Linked DNA regions of Mus musculus: all the other regions are linked to region 2. The links are chromatin loops, found by intact Hi-C in ENCODE. Cell type or tissue: left cerebral cortex. All regions are shown on one strand.

The links. Peaks named below come from ENCODE experiments on the same cell type or tissue, not always from the same donor. Only the 100,000 strongest peaks of a DNase experiment are listed, where the experiment ranks them.
Region 1: it touches region 2 in a loop (2.3-fold over the local background); 2 of 42 quality-filtered maps call a loop at or near these places.
Region 3: it touches region 2 in a loop (2.2-fold over the local background); 2 of 42 quality-filtered maps call a loop at or near these places.
Region 4: it touches region 2 in a loop (3-fold over the local background); 5 of 42 quality-filtered maps call a loop at or near these places.
Region 5: it touches region 2 in a loop (2.6-fold over the local background); 4 of 42 quality-filtered maps call a loop at or near these places.
Region 6: it touches region 2 in a loop (6-fold over the local background); 2 of 42 quality-filtered maps call a loop at or near these places.

What each region holds. Positions count from the first base shown.
Region 1 is chr5:99,596,852-99,600,851 of GRCm38, reverse strand. The region is part of intron 1 of A930011G23Rik (RIKEN cDNA A930011G23 gene); the gene reads left to right. Among named protein-coding and RNA genes, the nearest start is that of 4930405H06Rik, 15 kb to the left of the region's middle. In left cerebral cortex, a CTCF peak has its summit at 2,161; DNase peaks (open chromatin) are centred at 1,201, 2,084 and 2,923; H3K27ac peaks cover 1,535 bases.
Region 2 is chr5:99,725,579-99,729,578 of GRCm38, reverse strand. It overlaps A930011G23Rik (RIKEN cDNA A930011G23 gene), which reads left to right and starts at 519. Exons shown (of 4, transcript NR_030692.1): 1 at 519-835. In left cerebral cortex, no CTCF peak of the experiment used is centred here; DNase peaks (open chromatin) are centred at 495, 814, 1,154, 1,637 and 1 more place; H3K4me3 peaks cover 1,856 bases; H3K27ac peaks cover 1,555 bases.
Region 3 is chr5:99,200,885-99,204,884 of GRCm38, reverse strand. No RefSeq gene overlaps it. Among named protein-coding and RNA genes, the nearest start is that of Rasgef1b, 50 kb to the left of the region's middle. In left cerebral cortex, CTCF peaks have their summits at 2,128 (motif pointing left) and 2,333 (motif pointing left); DNase peaks (open chromatin) are centred at 2,182, 2,331 and 2,821; H3K4me3 peaks cover 267 bases.
Region 4 is chr5:99,890,473-99,894,472 of GRCm38, reverse strand. No RefSeq gene overlaps it. Among named protein-coding and RNA genes, the nearest start is that of Vamp9, 14 kb to the left of the region's middle. In left cerebral cortex, a CTCF peak has its summit at 2,210 (motif pointing right); a DNase peak (open chromatin) is centred at 2,216.
Region 5 is chr5:99,251,176-99,255,175 of GRCm38, reverse strand. Rasgef1b (RasGEF domain family, member 1B) reads left to right here and starts at 2,249. Exons shown (of 14, transcript NM_181318.4): 1 at 2,249-2,462. In left cerebral cortex, CTCF peaks have their summits at 2,264 and 2,475; DNase peaks (open chromatin) are centred at 1,155, 2,195 and 3,539; H3K4me3 peaks cover 2,476 bases; H3K27ac peaks cover 2,279 bases.
Region 6 is chr5:99,605,323-99,609,322 of GRCm38, reverse strand. All of the region lies in intron 1 of A930011G23Rik (RIKEN cDNA A930011G23 gene), which reads left to right. Among named protein-coding and RNA genes, the nearest start is that of 4930405H06Rik, 6.9 kb to the left of the region's middle. In left cerebral cortex, no CTCF peak of the experiment used is centred here; no DNase peak of the experiment used is centred here.

The sequences.
Region 1 (4,000 bases), 130 kb after region 2:
AGTCACTTCACGGTTGTCAAAGTGAGCTCTCAGGCCAAATTCAAGTTCTAGATGCCTGGTTGTCGGTTACATGCTCTCCACAGTGGGCGCTCTCAAGGAGAATGTCAACGGGGAAAGTCTGGACCAGCCAGTTTTCTATGACTGTGGGCTTGATTTCTTTTAGGAAGGATAAATTTGTAAATTTATTGAGTTTGTCTGAATCCTTCCTTGTCAAAGTGGGGGTGCTGGGTAGTGAGCGCCACCTAGGAGCACATGGGAAATATAGAATTTCAAGGTTCCCAACCTACTTAATTAGAATGTGCATTTTAATATATGCGATTCCTCTGCACAGTTAAAGCTTGAGAACACGAACAGTTCTTAATCTACCTGATATAGACTCTTGACCTTGCCACTGCTATTGGAAATCATGGTAAAGGATGGGGTTTTAGTGTAGTCCTACTATTACTCCTTTTGTAAGTCTGAAAGTAGATATGAATTTTTGAGTCAGTCACTTAATCTGTAGGTTTCTAAGTTTTCGGTCAATTTTTCCCTCTTTGGGAGGGGGCAATTGGTGTGTGTGTGTGTGTGTGTGTGTGTGTGTGTGTATTCAAGCATGCACCAAAGCAAATTTGTAGATGTCTTCAATCCCACCCTTCTCCCCTTCTCCACAACCTAATTTTATAGTTATCTGTAGAGCTTCTGATAGACAAGTTGACCTTCCCAGGAAAATGGGGACCATATTCTATTTGAAGGGAGTGGCCCCTCGCTCTGAGAGTATGTCAGAAGATGTGTCAGCTGAATTAAGAATAGTTATCTGAATTCTTACCTTGTGCATGCAAAGTATGATATCTTAAGTTTATTTAGTTCTAAGGACAACCTGGTAAGATGAGAGTGGAAGGGGTCAGTCATCTGTCAAGGTCACCAGTTACCAAATGGAGAAAGTGGAATGCCAGCCTGGGTGCCTGACTATCCTAGGGCTTATTATGTGCTTCATCGTTTTGGAGAAAGGACCTTGAGGATTTTCTACTAGAGAGAAACCCATCAGTGGATCTCGCTGGAGAAACAAACCAGGGTGTATGGAACCTGAGCTGTGTGATCGAGCTCTGTCCCTTCTGAGACTCCTCTTTTAGCCTTTTGATAAGGAAAGCTGCCAGGGCCGTGTTCTGTTGCGGAGACCATCCAGAATGATTAATAAGCTGCATTTATTATTCACTGTAACTGCTAACAAGTAGAACGACACAAGGCTGTTAAAATAGCACTCAACCCACCCTCAGGAAATCATTAACATGCATGCAAAGAAGGCAGCACGAAGCAGGAATGCCAGTGACTTGGCGAGCAGAGGTGGCAGAACTAGGAGTCGATTGTGTGTGTGTGTGCACATGCGCGTATACACACACACACACACACACACACACGTTCATTGTCTGCTTGTGCTAGATGTTTTACATATATTATCATATCTCGTCTTTATAGCACATAAATCTGGTGGGATCATTCCCTCTGTTTTACAAAAGGTTTAGAGCTAAGTGCTTGCCCCACGTGTGACAGTTAAATTATTAACCCACAGAAGCAGGTTTCCATGAGGTTCCTGGGGCTCCCAGGTTTGACTTCTTCCCAATTTAGCGATCTGAAGAAAGATGGAGAGGTATTAATGATGATATTTTAAGGCTATTAGAAATAGGGATTTTGTCTCATTATATTTATTTATTTTTTTTAAAGCAGATACTTCCCCATCTTACTTACAATGATGCTGGTGCCACCATCTCTTGGTTCAGACTAGATAATCACAGTAGATGTGAACTTAAATGGTTTCAAAGGCATTCATGGCTCTCTAAGAAACTAAGAGTGGTGAGAAGTTGGTATACCCATGCCAGGCACACCATCCATTGCATGCCCAGTCTTGGTGGGAGAGTCGCATGTTCACTTTATTCCAGGGAAGGCTTGGCTTCGCTCCGAGGCAGGCTAGGGTATACATATACACACATAAGCCTATAATAGTTCAGGCTCCACCCTCCTGATGAAATCAGATTTCTTGGCTTCATTCTAGAGATTCTGAAGTCCTGCAGGAGAGAAGAATCTTTTTTTTTACTTAACAAATGCATAGCGATATGCACAGTCCTGAGCATCTGGGCCTCTCAGTCACCTCAGAAGCATGCTGGCTTCTGCATGCGACAACATGGTTTTCACAGCCTTTAATGAGGCAGCTCCAGGAACTGCAAGGGAATCCGCAACAGCAGATCGAGTGCCTCCCACTATATCCAGTTTCAACCGGTGCGGCTCCTCCCTAAAATTAAAGACTTCCTGGGAGTTGTAGTGTCTGCCCATGGCCTCTCCTACAGAGGCATCCTACATCCCAGTACATTAGGGCATTACTCTCAAATGTGAAGTTGTCACGGCTTTACAGAGAAATCATTTAAACCTGAATGGCCAACGCAGGGGCTGATGAAAAATGAAACAAAAAGGGTATGGGGGAGCGAGCCTGTCTCTGGTGCTTTTTCTAGCCTGGCCTTCTTCATACTGTCTTCCAGCCATTCAGTATTCCCAAGACAGGCAGCAGAACTCTGAAGTGAAACGATTTGTCATTTTGATTCCAGTTGAAACAAAGCATTTTGTAACTGTACACACACACACACACACACACACACACACACACACACACACAAAGAGTCTTTGCAGTGATGAACAACCCATTATCCATAGCAAAACTACTGTGTTTTATGTTCACCTGAGAAATACTGATCACAGCCTCTGCACAGGCAGGACGCGGCTAAACTGCACCTGCAGTGTCATGGCCTGGAAACGGATGGGAGCTTTATCTTTTAAGCACTTTCAATTGGTGCCATGGTCTCCATTTTCTGCAGCATAAATGAGCTCTTCGGTTAGAGATGCTGAGGCTGGAAGGCACTGGTACAAACAGGAGGCATTCTGTGGCTGCCTGCTGGGCGGCTGACTTGGAGGGGAGCTGTGGGTAATCACTGCAGTCTGCTGGCCTGGCACTGCATCCTGCCTCTTTGGAAGCCGTGGAAGATCACCAGCACCTCCCAGCTGCTTCTGAGATGGCCAATCTGGGAGGAAGATCGGTGCCTTCGTGATTAATGGGTCTTGGTTTTCGGGAGGAACAAGAAGCAGCCTTTCATGGGGAGACATAAAGCTTTCACTATAGCTTTAGGGAAGACACTGTGGCTGCCCAGGTTTGTGCTCAGCCCCTTTTGTTTCTTGGGTTCACACGTGGAACTGTAAGACATGAAGACGGGAAGAAACAATCACAGGAGAGGTTGCGTGGTGTTTCGAGAAACTCGTAGTGATAATAATCACAGTGAGCACCTTTTGACTTGTAGTCAGGGTCCACATCTGGGGCTTTGAGACTTGTTAGCCATACAGAAATGGCTCTATGTTGGACTGTGAAAGGCAGTCTGTGTTCTGGTTGAACAACGCTTACTCCGGAGACCCAGTAGAAAATCTTAAGGGACGGAACTGTGAGCTACGCTCCCAGACACTAGGCACCTGACACCATAAGCCCTCAACTCCATAATCCTGTGGCCTTCAGTCATGTAGGGCAATTTTTCAAGCTCCTGGTATTCTGGCTGGACTCCACCCCCACAGTTACTTGACTACAGCCAGGTATGCCTTGCTCCACAGTTACCTGGCAACAGCAAGGTAGCCCAGCCCACTATAAAAGGGGCTGCTTGGCCCCTTCTCTCTCTCTTAAGCTCTTGCCCCTCTTACTCTCACTTCTCTCCCTCCTTCTCCCCCTCCTTTCTCCCCTCTCTCCACATGGCCATGGCCACCCTCTGCTTCTCTACCCCCCCCCCCCCTGCTTTTCTACAATAAATGTCTTAAAACCATGTACTGTCTCTGCTCATCAGGATCCTCTGTGCTGGAGCAATGGAGCAGGTTTCCCTCTAACAAGCTCTGTGTTTAATCTCCTGCCGGGAGGCCTCCCTGCTCTCCAGCCACAGCCACCAGGCAATCCAAGCAGCCCACCAAGCCAGCCACCTGAGCTAGCCAGACTCTCTCGTCC
Region 2 (4,000 bases):
AGATCCCACCCAGTGTCAGGGGCTCACGTGTGGCAGGAGCAGGGTTCTTAATCCTGGGTTTGGAACCACCTCCTTTCCTACTGGAAGGGTGGGGCTGGCACGTGCCATTGGGGAGCCCTTGCGGGTAGCTCGAGTTCTGTCGTGGTAACTCGCCAAATGTCTGTGGACCTGGGCTCCCTCCTCTCCCACCTGCATTGTCGCAAATCGGGCAGAAACTAGGGAAGTGGGTCACCTGGGTGAACAGCCCCTCCCGCCTTGGCCGCTAGCTCTCAGCGTGCCCCCCCCGCCTCCCCCCCACCCCCCCCCACCCCCCCCCCCGGTCGCCGGCTTAGGCTCTCACTTGAGGCGTCGCCTGCACTCTACCCTTGGGCGGGCTGGGCTGTCGCTGCTCTGAGCTCCCCGCCGCCCTTGCCCCAGCGCCGCCGCAGGTCGTGCGCCGTTGGCCCTCCCGACACCCCCTCGGCGGGGCCCTTCCCTTTACTACGGCGCTAGTGACATTCAGCTGGTGAGGCTAACGCAGCCCGGGCTCCCGCAGCGCGGAGGCAGGGGCGCCCGCGGCTGTCTGCTCCTCTCACCCGGGCACCTCCCGAGTGGCAGCGACGAGCTCCCTGCAGGCCCAGAGACCCCCGACGGGACGACCTTGGCGGGCGGATCCCCGCCCCCACCCGGGTCCACGAGCTTGGGTCCGCCCTGCCCACCCCAGCTCTGGCACGGGTCGAGGACAGAGGCGGCGAGCGCGAGGGGGACCCTGCCTCCCTGCTCGTATATGGCAAAGTTTCTCGCGGCGCTCCTGGGCTGCACGCTGCCGAGCAAGGGCGCCTCTCCCGTGCTGGAGGTAGGTAGAGGGTGTGTCCTGCAGAGGTGGCTGTGGGCGACAGCTAACAGTCCTGACCCGCCCCTAGGGTCCCCACCACTTGGCAAGTGCGCCTCACCTGGAGGACTTCTGGGGCGGGGCCGGGGAAGGGGAGATGGAAGCCGCCGGGCTTGAATTCTGGTCTCCCCAGACCGCGTTGCGTGTTTTGTTTTTTTTTTTTCTCTTTCCTAGTTGATAGGTGAACATGTTTGTGAATCGCGAGTTTTGCGAGTTATCCCTTGCCTAACAAGCCAGGCACATTTGAAGATGAGCTGTTGCCTGCTCATCCTTCCGCTGTCTACCATGGCTAGCCTAAATGATTAGCAGAAACAATCTGTCAGTCAACAAGGTTCCCACTGTCGTGCTTGCTCTAACCACTCCCTTCCCCCAACCTCCAGCGAGGCGATAAACTCCGTATAAGTTAACTCGTTTCTTCTGGTGGGAGGTACGCCGGGGAAGGGGAGGGGTGTGAGGTGAGACTAACCACATCGCGCCTTCTGAAGGCAGGCACACCTAATTGCTCACACCTCCCCGAGGTAGCAGCGACCCTGCTGCAAGCGGCTTTGCTAGCAGCTGGCTGACTGGCTGGCTGATCCTCTGGGGAAATGGCAGCATCAGCGTTTAATATGAGACCCATATGGGCCACTCAGTACGGACAGTTCTGGGTTGTATGACCCTTCACACTCTACAGTCAGAACAGAGTACCCACTGTCTCTTACCTCGCCCCCCTCAATCCCCCGCCCTCTCCTACAGACTACCTGACAAGCAGGTCAGGACCAGAGGGCTGACTCTGGCCATGTCAACTAGCCTTGCCACCACCACTGTCTCATAACCATCCTGGCAGTCTGAGGTTTCCCTGAGCTGCCTTGGCCTTCAGTCGGCAGTTTCCAGGCTGGCAGAGATATAGACATGGGTTTCTTCTCTCAGTCATGCAGTGGGTTCCTTCAGCAAGGAATTGTTTAGGACCTAAACTCTTAGAGCCTTCCTCAGCTGCCTCTTGGACGCCCTTCACCATTGCTATCCTAGGTTTTTTTTTGTTTTTGTTTTTTTGTTTTTGTTTTATCCGAAGTCACGTGGAACTATTTCCTGTGATTTTACAGCTCAAGTGGTCCAGGCCATAATCTGCTATGGGACAGCAAGTATTTACTTATTTGTAAGCAGGGAGATTCCAGTGGTGAGTGGTAAGCAGGAGTTTGGGGATAGGAGTGTAGAGCGGGCAAAGACAGATGGAAATGCCTGCTCTGGTGAAAGCTGAGACCTAAAGGCTGAAGAGCCCAGACAGGCAAGGTTTTCCAGGTTTGCAGCCACGGCCTTAGCCATCTCCCTCCCTCGCAGTCTTTTAGAGGGCACGTTAGGCAGCCACATGGTAGGAGGCTGAGCTGGAGACAAGTGGTGCCCCTTATCAACTGTGCTCGCTCACTTTTCCTCTTCCTCGGGGCTGGGGATTTTGTTATAAGATTCCCAAAGCCTCCATCAAGAGATGCTGGTGTATGCATTGCCCTTTGGGTACACCTCCTGCCTATGAAGTCCTCTGGTCAACAGGTGCCCCGCTTTGATGTTTCAGGTCGATGGCTTCCCACTTATTCTAGAGAGGAGCTGACCCCCCCCCCCAAAAAAAAAAAAACAAAAAAAAAACCAACTAGTCACACACATTTAGATGGTTGTTATTTTAAAACAAGGGTGGTTCCCTTGGCTTTGAGAAATTCCAGGGGAAGTCCCTTAGACCTTGGTAACTCTTTATATCTTGCTATGTGCTACTTCCTACCTATCTAGAGGTAGAGCTAAGGTTAGCATCTCCTCTCACTGTCTCTCTATAGATGGTTGAGTTATAGTTGTTGGCCGATTCAACCTAAAATGTGTATCAGGCATTACATTTCATCAGCACCACTGAAGAGGTGCCCAAGGAGATGAAATGATGCAGAAATATACTTAGTGGATACCTTTTAGCTATTTACTATTGCTCCTAAATGGAAGGGAGTGGCTCAGCTTACTGCATCTGGGATGGAGAGAGATATGGAAGAGAAATAACCCCCTCTGAATATTAATTTCTAGAAAATTATGAATGGCCATTTTTGGTACCTTTTGTGGTCCTGGTAAAATTGAGAAATTTGTAAAACCAAAAACCAAACAAACAAACCTAAGTCTTTAGGACAATTAAAAAAAAATCTAGGAAAACTAGTGAAGGACATTAAGTTTACGTCAGGATCACGCAGTAACCTGAGCACCAGGCTGGCTGTTTTGGAATGTTAGTGCACACTCGGCAGACATACAGAAACAGCCTTTTCTGTATACTGTTATCTAGAAAAGTAGCCTAGAAGCATACATGAAGCTGTTTCCTGACCTAGATATCTGTGTATGTATGTATGTGTGTATGTATGTATGTTTATATATGTGTGTGTGTGTTTGTCTGTATGTATGTGTGTGTATGTATATATGTATGTATATGTATGTGGTTTATGTGTGTGTGTATGTATGTATGTGTATGTATGTATGTTTGTGTATGTATGTGTGTGTGGTCTATGTGTGTGTCCCTGGTATTCTATTCCCTTTGAGTTATGGCACATTGTGAACATGCTCCCTATGTGTAGCCTAGTCTTGCTCTCATTATGTGATTTCACCCACTAGCAATGGAGCCCATGTTCTAAGACTTGGCAGAGAAGAATGCATTCAGAGGCCATTGCTCTTCCATCTTCTATGTTGCTCTCTGCCCACTACACAGGGTCTCTGCATTCTTAGTGCCTGTCATCCTTGACTGACCCAATGGAGGATCTTTAAGGAGTCACCTATGTTGGGTGAACGCATCTGGCTCTAGAAAAAAGGAATGGTCAATTCCTTCATGGGTGTGGTCTCTAGAATTGCCACATATCAGAGAGCATCTCCATGTTCTGATCTCTGTCTCTAGCAGGATTGCTAATTGCCAGTACAGCTTGCTTTTCTGCTATTTAAAATGCATAGTAGCTCTCCGTTATCATCACATTATTCTAAGGACACAGTTTACATGATCTCAGCTGTAGTCTTGTGACATAGATATAATCAATCATAGTTTGCAGATGAGAAAATTGAGATCTTCAGAGAGTATAAATAATCTGCTTAAGGTCATTGTCATAATGGGTGCTAAAGTGGGGGTACTAATCAAGTTTTCATTGT
Region 3 (4,000 bases), 520 kb after region 2:
AGTGGGCCCTCTCCCTTGATCACTTATTGATCCTTACAGCTGGATCTCATGGAGGCATTTCCTCAAGGGAGGCTCCTTTGTCTGTGATAACTCCAGCTTGGGTCAAGTGGACACACAAAACCAGTCAGTACCGAGAGTGATTTCTGCCTCACAGTCAAGGTCATCACTGAGTAGGTCTTAGCTATGGAGTTATAGAGGGAGGTTTGGTATAGAACTGTGACTGGGGTGGGGATGGTGTGCAGAGGGAGAAGAGCACCCGTGTGATATCGCAAATGATGACATAAGTAATGGACCTGTAGCAAGAGAATGGCTGTCGGGATGGGGGAAGAGGGGGAAGGACCAAGAACATGAATAGATAGAATGAACTCATATGGAAGATATCACTGCACGTTGGGTGGCAGGCACTGGACTTTCAGATTAAAACCGCAGAAGGTTGGAGATGTCCACTTTCTGCCGAGTCTTACCTGCTTCTCCTTTATGCTGTGCTGGCCTGATTTCCCTCGGAGCTGCTTCATTACCATTTACTCTCATCTCCTGATCTAGCCAGATAATCAAGCACAGAGATACAAATCAACTCAGTCCCCATCTTCCTGCACCCCCTCCCCATCTCTTCTCCAACTGATGCATAGCTGCACCTAGCACCACTGCTTGCCAAGGCCTTAGAGTGCAAAGTCTTCTGGCCCAAGGCTGAGGTCCCTTCCTGCGATTCTCTTCCTCTCTCTTTCGGTCTTGTTCCTCTTTGCTCTACAAAAGTTTATGGCTTCTGTAGTGGATTTTTCTGTAATGGAGAAAGAAAATCGCTAAATGTATTCAATCCATTTTAGAGGTATGCTTTCAAAATGCCATGGGTCTGAATTGCAGTACTCATGTACTTTAAAAAAGAGTTTAGACATTGTGTGCAAATGGGGTGTGCAGTAATGGAGTTTCTTTGGTTCTGGTTCTGGCTTTAGAACTGTTGTGAAAAGTATTAGCTCTCCCCTGAGTCCACACAACATGCCCCCATCATTCCTTGATAACTTTGATCTTTTACCTGAGACAACAAGTTGTCTGTGAAGATCTCTGGGGTCTGAAGAAGAAGGAAGTGTTGGAAGGAGATCAGAGAGTGGGGCACACACAGCTGAGGGGGTGGGAGGGACCCAGATGTGGAAACATGAAAGCGGTACTTGCTAGGCAATGACTAATGATATGATAACTGTCTGTAAACACAGAGTGTGTAGGTTGGGAGTGCCAACAAGTATTGCCTCACTCAGCACCAGATACAATCTGAGAAGTAGCAAGGCAGACAGAGACACAGACAGCATCCTGAAATACAGGGGTGGCAGGGATGGGGTGGGGCAGACACTGAAGAGATTTTACAAAGCCTACTTCCTCTCTACGAACAACATCCACCAATCTGTCCACCCACTCACTTATTCCCCACCCCCTTTTATCCCCAATAAACCTCAAGCTACTTACACCCCAGAAAGCCTCTTTTTCTTGCTTTTCTTCATCTAAATGCTTTTCCTGAATCCTCTCCATTGTTTCTCTCCAGCAATGCTGACCTAAGAACTGGTTGCCAAAGCAATAGCATGCTATGGTGTAAGAGCGGACGCTGACTCGAGTCTGGTGCGGGAGGGTGGAGTGAAGGATCCACAACAGCCTTGATGTTGTTCTCAAAGCTACCGTTGATCCTGGAGGCATACCTAATTCAAGAGAGTGGAGACGGTTCTGTACCACTACTGTAAGCAACACCAAACTTGTGACTCTCCTCGTGTCTTCTCTCTGTCTCCAGTGTGACAGAGTCACCCATCTTGTGATCGTCAGCATGTATCTCCAAGTACACTCACTACAGATACTGATAGCACTCCCTCTTCTCCGGAACCCAAAAAGGATCAGATAGGGCTGAGCTGGGAGCTCAGAAGAAGCCTGAAGTAGAGTTCAAGAAGGCTCGGTCAACTGTAGAGCCATGGGGGCTGAAGGCAGGAAAATCACCATATTGATTAGACTGATAATGGAGAAAGAGTGAGTGGCTTCCATGGTGCCAAGAGGTGACTGGACACCCTTCATCCAGTCCCAGAACCCAAAGCATCTTCAAAAAAATAGATTCAGAACTATCGATCCTCTGCCGTCAAAGGGACTTCACCGCCCTCATGTGGTGAACACAGCACCGGCACTGGAGTATCAGATGGGCCTTGTTTTAAGAAGTAGGAAGCGGGAAGCCATTGTATTAGAAGGCAACTGCTCAAGCTAAAGAGCTTCATTTAATTGGAGGGCCACCAGGGTTTGGAACTATTTGGGGCTCTTTCTGCTTTTATGAATTCTCAACTAGTCCTCTACTGATTTCCACTTCTTTCTCTTATAGGCAACGAGAGGGACATCTTTGGTGAAATGCTGCCATCTTGTGGGAATTGTGAGAAGAACCATGGTTTTTACCTGGCAGGTATTGTCGGCTTTTTGAGAAGCCAGGACCTTTGAAGTCAGAATTCATCCTTAGGAAAAACCATGACCGCAGTCCAATTTACCTTTGACATTAATATCTTCCTTTTGTAGAGGAAAGGAATTTGCTCCTTTAGAGTTGTAGCCTGGCCATTTCTGTGTGAATGTATACATTCCTCAGACCAGCAACACATAGGCACACACATGCACACGCGGGCGCGCGCACACACACACACACACACACACACTTCTTGCCAAAGCTTCTTGTACTTCCCCATCCCTTCAAGACGGAAAGGGGTGTCCAGCACACTTGAATTCACACCAAGTGTCTATAAGTGCTGGTCACTTCAACAATGGCGACTCACAGTCTTCCTCTGCTCTCTAGCAGACTACTCAGGTTTTCTCCAGCTTTTCCCATCATTCCATCCTGTTATCCCAACCCACGACTCCAGTAGGCATCCCTAGCAACTCGCCAGTCAAGCCTACAGAGAAGCAAGCAGACCAGAGAAACAGGTGGGTGAGCTTCAGATCTTTTTCTCCTCTCCTCCACATCCATCCTCTAATCTCGTTCCAGGTCCATAAGAGACTAGCTGTTGTGGCCTCTCCTCACTCTCTGCCCCCATTCCCAGAGGAATAAACAGATCCTAGCAGACAACACTGCTTTTTTTCCCTACTGCGGACCATCTCATATCCTGCCTCCTAGTCCATCCGAATTCCTCAGCATCAGATCCCAATACGTAGAAACACATTTTACCCAGAAACCCTAGTGGTCACTCCTGGCAGCAACCCAGAAGAATTAACTACTAGATATTACACAACTAGTAGACCCTCCTAAAAACCAGAGAGGGCAACAGAAACCAATGAATGAAACACCTATCCAACAACATAAAAGCAGATTTAAACATCTAGAATTACAATCTTCCCAAACCCTAGGTGACAGCATAAAAAACACAGTAAATAACAACTGGGACAATATGACTCCAGTAGAGTCCAAAAACCTAGGCATCCTTCTTCCAGAAGAACCCAAAAAGCATCTTGAACCGAATGGATTCAGAGCCATCGGCTTTCTGGAAGAAGTATTCCAAGCAAACAGACTTAAGAAGCAAGCTTGTGTGGCCATTGTAGTATCTAACAAAATAGCCTTCAAACTAAAATAATCAGAAAGAGATAGGGAAGGACACGACATACTCACCAAAAGAAAAATCCATCAAGAGGACATTGCAATTTTTAACATCTATGAAGCAAACTCCAAGGCACCCAAGTTCATAATAGGATTAAATACAGATGAAATCATGCATTGATCCTCACACTGATAGTGGGATACTGCAATGCCCAACTCTTGCCAATAGACAGTGAAGGGCTAACAGGGCCAAACATGGCAAGCATGGCGTTGCGCTGGCAGGTTTTGCACTTTCTCCTCCCCTCTTCTTTGTTAAACCCTTAGATAACATTCCTGAAGCTAGCCTCCAAGGGCCATTCCCTTATTTAGGCATTGACTCATTCCTGAGACTGATCACCAAGATCCAACTATCAAATCGTCAAGGTCCAGAAGTCAAAATTCATTCTTTGGTTACACTGGCTAACC
Region 4 (4,000 bases), 160 kb before region 2:
AATGATTCAATTGAGGACAGCATTAATTTGATTTAGTGGTCTATAATTGAAAAAAAAAAGACAGGAAATTGAAAGGGAGCCATGTTGGAGAGGGTTGACTCCTGGGGAGAGCCAATGGGGGTAAATATGAATAAAATACATTGTATGCATTTATAAAATTTACAAAGAATTTAAAAAAGACTGTGTTGTATAATGTAAGCTGAATTTACTTTATACATTTCTCTGCCATTAGATACCTAGTTTTGTTCCATAAAGTGGCTATTGTGAAGGGTGCTACAATACAGTGCAGTGTGTCACAGGCACTTCTGTGACATGCTGACTTGGCTAAATACGTTGGCTAATACTCTTTGGCTAAATACTCAAAAGTTGTATAGCTGAGTCATATGGCAGATCTATTTCCAGTTTTTAAAAAAAGAGTTTTAAAAAAATGTACTGTAGTGTTTAGATTCTTTGAGCACTTCATGCAGTGTATTTGATCACATCCATCCCCTGCACTTCCTCCTAACTCCTCCCGGACCCACCCTTTCCAACTGCCCGCCTTCTTCAAAAATAACATCCATAAAACAACTTCTTTCCTATTTCTCCTTCGTTAGCTTCTCTCATCCTGGGCTCCAGTTAAGGCTTCAAGCATGCATTGAATAGGAATGGAGTGTGTGTCCTTGACTTTATCTATATGACACATTATTACACTTAGCGATTTGTGTATCTACATTGCTGGAGTGAGCCCTACTAGATCATGATGAGGAATCTTTTTGGTGCCTCTTTGAATAGAAGAAATAATGTCACATACATGTTAAGGCTTGTTTTACATCCTATTATGTGATCTGCTTTGGAGAGAGTTCCATGAGCTGTTTAGAAGAGTCTGTATTTTGTAGGGCTTGTGTGGTGTCTTAGTTAGGGTTTCTATTGTTGTGAAGAGACCCCATGACCATGACAACTCTTAAAAGGAAAAATGTTTAACTGGGGCTGGCTTACAGTTTAGAGGTTTAGTACATTATGGAGGGAAGCATGGCAGCATGCAGGCAGACATGGTGCTGGAGAAGGAGCTGAGAGTTCTACATCTTGATCCACAGACAGTTGGAATGAATGCCACGTTAGGCCTAGCTTGAGCATATGAGACCTCAAAGCCCACCCCTGAAGTGATCTACTTCCTCCAACAAGGCCACACCTATTCCAACAAGGCCATATTTCCTAATAGTGCCCCTCTCTATGAGCCTATGGGGGTCATTTTCATTAAAATCACCACAATACAATATATTCTGATATGGTTTACTCTCCCCTAACTCCTCCTAGATCCTCCCTACCTCTACCTCCCATCTGAATTCATATTCTTTTTGTCTCTCAGAAAATAAACAGAGATCAAAACTTTGATAAGGGGCTTGCTATGTTTTGGAATAGCATCCCTCATAGATCCATGAGCTAAAGGCTTAGATGACAGCTGACAGCACATTGGGAGGTGGGGCCTATCCAGATTGCTGAAGAGACCATATACTTTGGATACAGGACTTAGAGGCTCTGAACTGGATCTGACCTAAAGGCTTCCTCCCTGAGGTCTGATGCCTATGAACGAAAGCAATGACCAGCATGGCGTGATTTCCCTAAAGGTACAATGGTGGCACACATGCCTTGGCAGGAACCAACAGCTTTGAAATTGTACTTAAAACTTGTTCAGTATACTCATTTGAATGAGAATGCAGCCATGGGTGTATGTTTGAATATATACTTCCTAGTTGGGGGAACTGTTGGGGAAGGATTGTGAGGTGTGGCTTTGTTGAAGTAGATATGGCCTTGTTGGAGGAGGTCGATTACTAAGGGTGGGCTTAAAGGTTTCAAAGATCAACCATCCCCACTAAATAAGATGTAATAAAAAGTGAACTTTAAAATGATATAATTCTGAAAAGGGGGACTTACTAAAGGTCATCCCATCTTAACGATGATGAGTAAAATATGCTTAAGAGATGTGTTCAGGATCACAGATGGGGTTAAACAAATACAGTTTTAAACCTTAGTATTTTCTCTACTTTCACAAAAACCGCCTTGCCTTTATTAAATGAGAATTTGGGTCATATGGCTTTGGAGAAAGTTTTTGGAAAGCTGGCATATATTTCTGCAGTTTTTGCTTATCAATTATGTAACTTTCCTATTGTGGGAGGCAAGAGGCAGTTTAGGCTGCTAACATACCAGCATGTTAGCTGGGGCCTGATGAGGGCGCTCTTACTCAATGCATGGCTTGAAAACTGCTGTTCATTCTAGCTAAGGCCAAAACCTGCTAAAGCAAGTGAGTGTGGGAGTGTACTGCTTCAAACCAACCAGGCTATCTCAGGTCAGGCTCAGTTTACAAACAGGAGCCGTGAAGAGAACCGTAACTTTATCTTTGGTTTGAAGGCACCACTGCGTATGTTTAAAATAGTAAGAAACCTTCCAGAGTTAGCATGACTATGGAGGGGGGATGTGGGATTTGGTGGAGATTTGGTCTATCCAGTGCTGAGGAGCCGACCAGGAGCTAGTGTAACTCCTTTCCCTGTGGCCCTCTCTCCAGAGCTGCCTCTAGCTGCTTGCACATCAGATCGGTGGGGTTGTCTTGAGCATGTGTTCGGTTCTGAGATTAGCTTGTTGAAACTTTTGTTTTCTTGTGCCCAAAATGACTTTTTCTTTTTCTTGACTTGCCGATTGAAAAGTTATCCCTATGTTCTGCTTTTGTATTCAAGCTGCACATGACAGGCTGTTGTGGGTAAGAAGTTCCTGGTTAGTTTCACCTTGCCACATCATACGCAAGCATTGGGTGTGTTCATTTTCTCATCCCTTTGATGCGAGACAGCAGTGATGCTGCCCCTTTCTAACCTGGGAAGGGAGTAAGTTATCTTACCTCCTCTGATTTCAGTCTCCTTACAGAATGGGGCATTAAACCTGCTGTAGGACAGCCATGTGGCATGTGGCCCGACCATCTTTTTCTAGAATGTTCTTTGATACTAAGACTTTGATTAATCCTCTTTGACTTTAATTGTTAAAAAAAGAGGAACTTTTTAAAAAGGTTCTTTTCTTTTCTTTCCTTCCTTCCTTTCTTCCTTCCTCCCTTCCTTCCTCCCTCCCTCCCTCCCTCCCTCCCTCCCTCCCTCCCTCCCTCCCTCCCTCCCTTCCTTCCTTCCCTCCCTCCCTCCCTCCCTCCTTCCCACCTTCCTTACTTTTCTCTTCCTCCTCCTCCTTCTTCTAAAGAGGTTTATCTATTTTATATATGTGAGTACACTGTTGCTGGCTTCAGATACCAGAAGAGGGCATCAGATTGCATTACAGATGGTTGTGAATCACCATGTGGTTGCTGGGAATTGAACTCAGGACTTTTGGAAGAGCAGTCAGTGCTCTTAACCACTATGCCATCTCTCTAGCCCTCCCCCCCCAATGGAACTTTTAGAAAAATTTTTATTTGCTTCCTTCATTGACAAAAACTGTGCATTTATTATTATTTGATAATATTTCATAAATATTCCATAATATTAAATATAGTTGTTCATAAGATCCAACTTTAGTTTTTCTTTTCCTGGGGCTGAGGGAAGCAAGATTCGGAAGAAACATGACTAGAAAGAAGAGTAGCTTGAAATAGAGACCACAGAAAAATTCCTATAAATGGCCTTAAGATCAGGAACTCACCCTAAGAACTTAGAGAGAAGAGATTCCAAGTACATATTGAATTAGTGTCATGTGGTCAGATAGGGCACAGAAAACAGAGCTGAGGTCACACTGGGGGTCAGCGCCCTGCCTTGTAGGCAGGCTTGCACTGTCTTGTGTTTTATATATGTTATTCCTTGGTATTTACAAAGCTCCTATGAAATAGGTTCTGTTTTATCTGTTTATCCTTGGTGGGAAAATGAGAAGTTGGATTGTTCCAGGCCATACTACTGAGAAGTGTGGAGCCAGTATACAAATAATATCAAATTACAAATAATTAACAATAGCATGAATGAATGTCCCACTCAGCTCTTGGTTGGGTTGGGTTTACTTGTCT
Region 5 (4,000 bases), 470 kb after region 2:
ACACCCATGCTGTAGTGTGTGCATGCGTAAGTGTGCGTGTGCACGTGTGCGTGTGCGTGTATGTGTGTACGTGCACAGACAATGGCTCTCACACACACATTATGCACACACACAACAATAATAAATAAAACAAAGTGAACTATTTATAACATCACAAGCTGAAGAAAACATATCAGTAGAGATTGCACATTGACATCTACGTAAATAACTCATGGGACCCGTCAATCAATAGCATCATTGTTCTGAAAAGGTGGGTTGAAAAATACTCTGACTATAGCATGATGTAAGCTGGGATTTTTCTTTGGAAATGAAAGTGCCAAAAAAGAAAGGAAGTTGGACTTGTACCATTCATGATGATATTTGCACTTTTGCACGCCTGAGTATTAGAAGAGGCATAGGACAAACAACCCTTCCTTACATAGCTATACAGTCCCTGTGTGGTGGAAGTGCAACACAGGTCACTATCATTCAGTGCTGGAATGGGATTCTACTCTGAAGACTTGATTTGCCTCAACATGACTGTTGAGTTTACTAATATTTGCATTTTTATGTTAAACACATGTGTGTGTGTGTGTGTGTGTGTGTGTGTGTGTGTGTGTGTGTGTGTGTGTGTGTGAGAAGTTGACGAATTCAGTTCTTTCCATTCACCGTGTGAGTATACAGGGGTTCAGAGGCCTACAGTGCCTTGAGGAGGGTTTCACAGGTGTCTGTGTGATAGACACAGGGCTATGGTTAGGAATGCTGGCTCCTAAGGTGTATCCACAACTAATAGTTTTCACATTGGAGCTAGAAGGACCCTGAAAGGCCAACCAGAATAAGGTAAAACAGTGTCAATATCATAGTGGTATCTGCTTTACATTTTTAGATTCTAAAGTGAACATTTCATCTTTTGCTTAGCAGCAAAGACTTCAGGAAGTAAAAAGGCAGCTGTCTGGGTTGCCTTCTCAGCAGTCTTGAGAGCTCACAGATGTTACAAAGGGCTTTTCTGGTGGCACTACTAAGAAATACTGGTTTAGTTCAGCCCTTTTAGTTTCTTGCTATGTGAGCAGGAAGAGTGTGCTTTGCCCAGTGTCATATGGTCTACTTGTTAATTGACTCAGGATGGAAGTCGGCTCCTTGTGTGGACCCATTCTCCTTCACAGAACAGACACCAGAGATAAACAAAAGGCTCAGGGTTTTTAGAATAAACTGCGGGGCTTAAGGAGAAGCATCTGTAGAATATGCGTAGGATAGTGAAGCAGGAAGTATGAGAGAGACAGGGACCAGCCAAGACCAGCCAAGGAACATGAACGTTAGGTTAAAAGAGGCTCTTTCCATCCCAGAGAGAAGATGCAGGGACCTTAGAGGAGGAACCGTGTTGCTCCATGTTAATAAGGCCAATTACAGTCTATGGGATGGTCCTACAGTGTTTATGTATGAACGGAAGCTTACAAAGCCTGCTTTTCATACTCAGGGTCACAGCTGCAAAGTCTCCAAATCTTGTGCATTTCCCCCCATGGGTAAGGTATCTTTATTTCAACTTCTTCCCTTACCTTTCTATCACGCGTAGGAGAGTATTGAGTTCTTACCTCTATATTTATTTTTTTCTTTTCTAAAATAGTTATCAGGTATTCAATGGCTGATTCAATTAAGTAGCTGTCTACAATGATAAAAACAACCTTCACCGAGGACCAGCCTTACACACTAGAGTATCTTCCTTTCCTTTGCGAAAGTTCTAACACCTGTAATTTTACATGTGGATTGAATAGCAGTTTATTTAGCGTTTGCCCTCCAGGAGCCAGTAAGCTTCTGGGACCAGCCGGTTGCGGCCACCAGTGTGCCCCCAGCGTTTATTACAATACCCAACACTCAGCAAGTGCTTCGTGGTTCCTCTCAGATCTCCTCCGAAAGTTACACGGACAGTAACCTTCAGCTCATAATTATGATAATAGATACTGTACAACGAGTCGAGCCGGTATTTACAGGTAGAGCACACAAGGCAAATGAATACACACTCGGCGACACATGAGTGCACAAACAGCCGCGGGCAGCGACACGAAGGAGGAAACGCGCGCCGGAGTGGGCCCTGCCCAGGCTGCGGAGACCCGCTGCGCCAGCAAGCCAGCCTCTGCAGCGTGGGTGGGTACGGCCGCAGCGTCACGGGAGTCCCTACCCGCGGAACCCTGGCAAGTCCCCGAGCGCCCGCTGCAGGGCGGCGTGGGCGGAGAGCTGCGCCACGATTGGCCAGCGCAGGATGGGCGTGGCCTGCGGCGGGCGGGGGCGTGGCCTGCGGCAGGAGGCGGGCATTTCCCCAGCAAGGGGGTGTGCGCGGCTCGGGCTGGAGTTTCAGTATAAACAAGGACCCCGACTGGATCGGCGGGTTTTCCCTTTCTTCTGGCGTTCGACCCTTCCCGGTCCTGAGCTCGCCTTTTGGGGCGCCTCGGTACGGCAGCCAGGAGGCAGAGGCTCCGAGCTGTGTGCGGGTAGGTGCTCCAGGGGACCCCGCGGCGGGATGGCGGGAGCGGGCTGCGCCGGCGCTGCTCCGGAACGGCGCCGGCTGTCCAGTGCGCCCCGGCGTGGCGGGAGATCCTCGGCTGGCGAGCATTGGCAGAGCCACAGAACTAGGAGTTCTCGCGCCTGCTGCTTCCGTGCCCCGGGCTGCCGCGCTCCCAACAGGTGCGGGGCTGAGCACTGACGACCCGGGGACCCGGGGATCTGGGGACGCTGTGCTGCGCCTCGCCCCGGCCAGGCCTTCTGTTTGGAGATCTTAGATATTGAGGGTTTGTCTGAGTTGGAGTCTCGTTCATCCTTTTTGCTTTCCCTCTCAGCTTCTTGTGCATACCTAGGGTTGTTTCCATGTACTTTTTGGCTAGTTTCCTAGGGTGCTTGAGAGTGTTCAGGCTGTTGTTTATTTTTTGCTGCAGTTTCCTTATAATTTAAGGTCTGACTCCCAGGAACAGTCAGGGAAACAGGACTTGTGTGTTCCCCAGGCTCGTATGCAAACTTGAACAAGTAGCCTGTTTTTTGTTTTGCTTTGTGACCCAGGTGAGTTGCCTTCGGACACTAGCCTGGGTGATAATAACGTGGCCCGGGGTACCTGGTAGCCTCGTGGGCTGAGTGCGTGAGGGAGGCTCCTCTTTATTGGAGAGCCCCGGGAATAACTTCAGCAGCACTGTACTAGAGAAAAGGGCAAACGCGGAAACGGAGGTGTTCTCTCTCGCTCTCTCGCTCTATCGCTCTGTCTCTGTCTCTCTGTCTCTCTCTCTGAGTGTGCGTGTGATTTGACTATTCCTTGCCACCTTACCCCATCCAAATTGGTTCAGTTCAGGCGAAGCACTGTGGCTAAGGCACTGACAGTGCGGCGAGGTGTTCTCTCGCACAGCGTGGTAAAGGGCGCTAGGAGAGCATCTGGGCTGCAGTTTTCTCTTGTGAATGTAAATGTGCCCGTTTGCAGATGGATTCGGGGCGTATGGTGTATATGGATAAATATGCACGCATACTTGTGTATGTATGTTTGGGTGAACGCGTCTCCAAGGAGTCCTTCGTCAGCAGCGCCATGTGACAATGGCCTGGAACTGCTGGTGTGCGTAGAGCTATATTTAGCCCTGACAGTGTCTCACTGGGAGGACGGGTCTTGAGCTGGGAGGATAAAGCGGGGAAGAATCCAGGAATAAGGTTATCGAGCTCTTGACTGATGTCTGGCGCAGTCAGACTCAGATGGTGAATAATGACTCCTCATGAGTGCAGTAGCTGGAGCGTGGCATGTGATGACTGCTTTAATTGGACATAGTTGTGACCAGGGTGGTCAGCCAATGCGAAGAGGATTAAACAAGGAGATTTAAAAAGAGAAGATAGTGTGTAGCTGATTTGAAGATTTAGGAGGAGAGAACCGGTCATGTGAGGTTCAAAGTGCACGAAGAATTGATTTCTTAAAGGGAATAATAATAGTAAAAAATGTTTGGCTGTTGAGGATGCAGAGAAAATAAATGACAGCCAGTTAAACAGTGTTATGCACTAAGGA
Region 6 (4,000 bases), 120 kb after region 2:
CAAGTACCGAGTATGCCCTTAGCTAGTTATGATCACTCCAATAGCATTCAGTGAAATGGGAAAACACGGCTGTATAAATAGAAATCCGGTTTCATTATCTAGCTATTACTCATAAAACGGTGTGATGCTGTGCTCATGGTCGAGGACCGCTTTCTGCATGGTGATTCATGGGCTTGGGCTCCTTCGCGGGCACCATGCTTCCCGCTAGGTCTTCACAGTCTTCTTCATACGAGAGACCATGAAGGAAGTACGAGTGGCTCCTACACTTACATGTGCCCACTTAACTAGAATGAACCTCGAGATTCCTCCTTAGTTACTGGGGGGTGTGGTTCCTGACAACTTCCTTAGAAGCCGGATCAGCATAAGGATGGGTGTGGTATGGGTGTTAGGGTAGTTAGCCTTTTCTGCCATGTGGCTTCTCTAAGTCTCCGTTTTCTTACTTGTAAGTTCCAACAGCATTTTCATCTGTAAGGTTGTTGTTGACTATCAGATGACCAAACGGTTTTGAGTCTGTAGCAGTCACGCTGACACAAGACACGCGAGAGCCCTTCCCGCATTGCTACTTTTCATATTTCAACACAGTTGGGATACTTATGAAAGTACCCACTACGTTAACCTACATTTTAAACTTGACCCGCAATCATGGCATAAACAAAACTGAATTAACCCAAGGAGAGCCTGCACTCACCTCTTTTACAGGAGACGATGAGGTGGAGATGTTTTCTGATTAATATCTTCAGTGGAGGCCACTGAGCACATTTAAGGCTAAGAATGATGTCTGATACCCATTTGGTACTGTAGACTTTATATTAAAAGAATTTTCTTTTGAAAATTTATTACAGTTTTGCTAAGTGATGCTATGCATGAACTCTTTTATTTATTTATATGTGTATATGTGTGTGTATACATACACACACAGATACCCCATATATATATATATATATATATATATAAACTCAATATATATGAGAGACAGACACAGAGAGAGAGAGAGAGACAGAGACAGAGAGGGGACAAGGGAGGGGGAGGGGAGAGAGAGGGAAAGGAGAGGAGGAGGGGGAAGGGTGGGGGGAGGGGAAGTGTATGTGAGTGCCAGCCAGAGGACCACATTTGGGAATCAGTTTTCTCCTTGTACCAAGTGGACCCTGGGGAGCAAACTCTGTTTTGGAAGGCTACATGCTAGCACCTGTACCCACCCACTGAACCCTCTTGGAGGTCCTTAGTTGTCCTTAGATCGTCTCCCCACCTAGTGACACTAGATGGATGGAATTATTGCAAATGTGCTCAACAAACTGAAGGAACTCAGAAGCAGAAACCCAGGGAGAAGAAAGGAGCGTAAGACCCAGGGCCAGAGAAAGAGAAGGGGGCAGGAGGAGGCTTCTGCGCTGGGTGACCCAAGTCTGCTCCTCTAGAAGGGGATTGCTCATCCCTCAGCCCCTGGACTGATGCTGGGTACTGAAGGCTCCTAGCCGAGCCTTCTCTAGGACATTGTCCACTTTGAAGGGAACTGTCCAGGGGTATAACTCTGTGTTAGTCAGGGCAGCACTGCCAAGACCCACTACGGACATCTCCCCTAGGCCCTTCCAACATGCAGCTCTCTGTGGACATCACTGTAACTGAGCTCTGCTCCTCCTCCCGAAGCTTCCTCCCTCCCCTGCCATGGCTGCAGGTGAACCTTTGCCCCTGTCTGTTTCCAGGAGAACTGAACCTATGGTGATGGAATCACAGGGAAGGGAAGGAAAGAAGGGAATGCAGAGGAAGGGGAGAGATCCTGGGAGGGGAGAGGAGAGCATTCCCTCTGGGTTTTCTTTGGCAGTGGCTGCTGAAAGCGTTCCTATGGAAGCACCTCTTCCTGATGCCTTCCAGGAAAAGTCAGTATGGCCAGAGGATAGGATCTCAGCTGGAAGGGAGGGATGAGTTGTGGAGCATTCTGGTCTCTGTTGCTATGCTTGGCACCATGGTAGGGATGGCAAAAACAAAAACAAACAAACAAAAAAAGAAACAAAACACACACACACACAAAACAAACAACAAAACCTCACAAAAGCTTGAGGGATGGAGCTGATATCCTGAAATTCCCTTAGGTGAAGAAGTTCCACTTTCTCTGTGTGTGGGTGCATTTGCTGCTCTGAGATAGATTCAATTTCCCTGATAGGGGTGTGTTTTCAGGCCACGCGAGTATGATTAATTCAGAGAGGAAGCACTTATCTGTTGTGATCTAAATGTGTATTTGTTTTACCCGGAGCCAACAAGACAATTACAAATGCTGTCTTGCCTGGGACCATGGGCTTGGAAATGTGGTTGTCACAGCGAAAGTCACAAAGCACAGGATTCCAGGATCTCGCTGACACACTTGGCCAGGATCACATGTAGGATCTAAGGCATGGAATTTTTTTTTTTTTTCTTTTGCTAGAGATGGTGAATACTCTGTAGAAGTAGCAGTGGACTTTGGGACTTGATACAATCCGGAGCTCTCCCTGGATGTAAGCAGAGTATCATGACTGTCCGGAGTATTTATATGCCACCGGCATTTCAAAAATATCATAATACTCAGCCTTTTTCACCCGGGGTTTTCTTTGTCTTCAAAAGCTCTGATCGGTCCCCATGTCTGGCAGAGCTTCATGACTGGCAACTCAGCCAGGAGTCTGTGCTGTGCTCAGGATCTGCAATGGGGCTGGTGGCAGACAGAGCTTCCATAACTGTCCTGGGGAAAGAGGTGCCCAGTGGGCTGCAGAAGCACACGGCTTGCACTCACCTGCTTAGCATGCCGTTAGTCCGCTACAAGATTGTGCTTATTGCTCATAATAAATATTTCTGTGCTTCTCAGTCCCTGGTTAAATAACGTTCTGGAGGTAGAGATGCTAATGAGAATATGCGGGTAACAGCACCGTCTTTGTTATTAAGCTATTAAGCTGCAAAGAGTCTGTCTTGGGTTATGCCCTCCGTAGTGACAATCCTGAGTGTTCAGGGTATCTTGAGATAGCTCCTTGGGGAGCCATCTTCTACCATTTTCTTGTACCTGTCACTCTGAATCGAGGAAGGGAAGTTTTATCGCCATTTGCATATTCCTCTATCCCATTCAGTGATTATGCTAAGTACCTAATACCTGGCAATAAAATAGTCGTTGCTTAAAGTGGCCATTGTTGCATCTGTGCCTAAGCCAGTCATAGCATCCGACCAGGCTTGTAGCATGAGCAAGCAGGCCAAGAGGGAGATGGAGGAGTTTTGTTGGGTTTGGTGAATGGGAGAAGGGCCAGGTCTCTGAGTAGACTGTGTTGGATCACGAGTGCAGTCACCCAGGGACTGAGCTCTGGGTACCTGGTGAAGTTTGATTCAAGGTGGCCAGGTACTGGGGTATTGCTCTCTGAAGGGACGAAGTGAGTTCTCAACTAAAGAACAACCCTGGTTCCTTCCAGCTCTCTGGCTTTCTGTCTCCCTGTGTGATCTCTCCCACAAGCACGGCGGCTGTACTGATGATCAGCATCCACGAGCTGATGATCAGCATCCACGAGCTGATGTTCTGATGAGTAGCTCAGTCGATACTGACTAGGTGGGGTGCTGGCAGAGGCGGCAGTGGGGTGAGTGGGGGCGGAAGGCATTGAGAAGGAGGGTGTGCTCCAAGACTATGAATTAAATAAGCCTTTAAATATATTAGTTGGCATAAGGTATTTTGTTGGAGCAATAGAAAACAGACTAATATAAATACCAATTTCTGTGAATTCCCCAGTAACTATGGTAATGTTTAAATACAGAGCATACCGAAAAATTAAATTCTCGTCTTCAAGACACATAAAAATGTTCATGGATGATGATGAACACAAATGGGAAAGCACCAGTGGGATGCAGGCAGTCGTCATGATGCATCTTTTGTATAGTCCAGCTCTTTGGCACTCACAACTAGTAAAATCATGGTGTCCCACGTCCGGCCCAGGGCTTTGTCTGCTGGGGGAGGCATGATGCAGGAAGTTTGATTGTGCGCTCCCCCCTCACCCCATCTCCA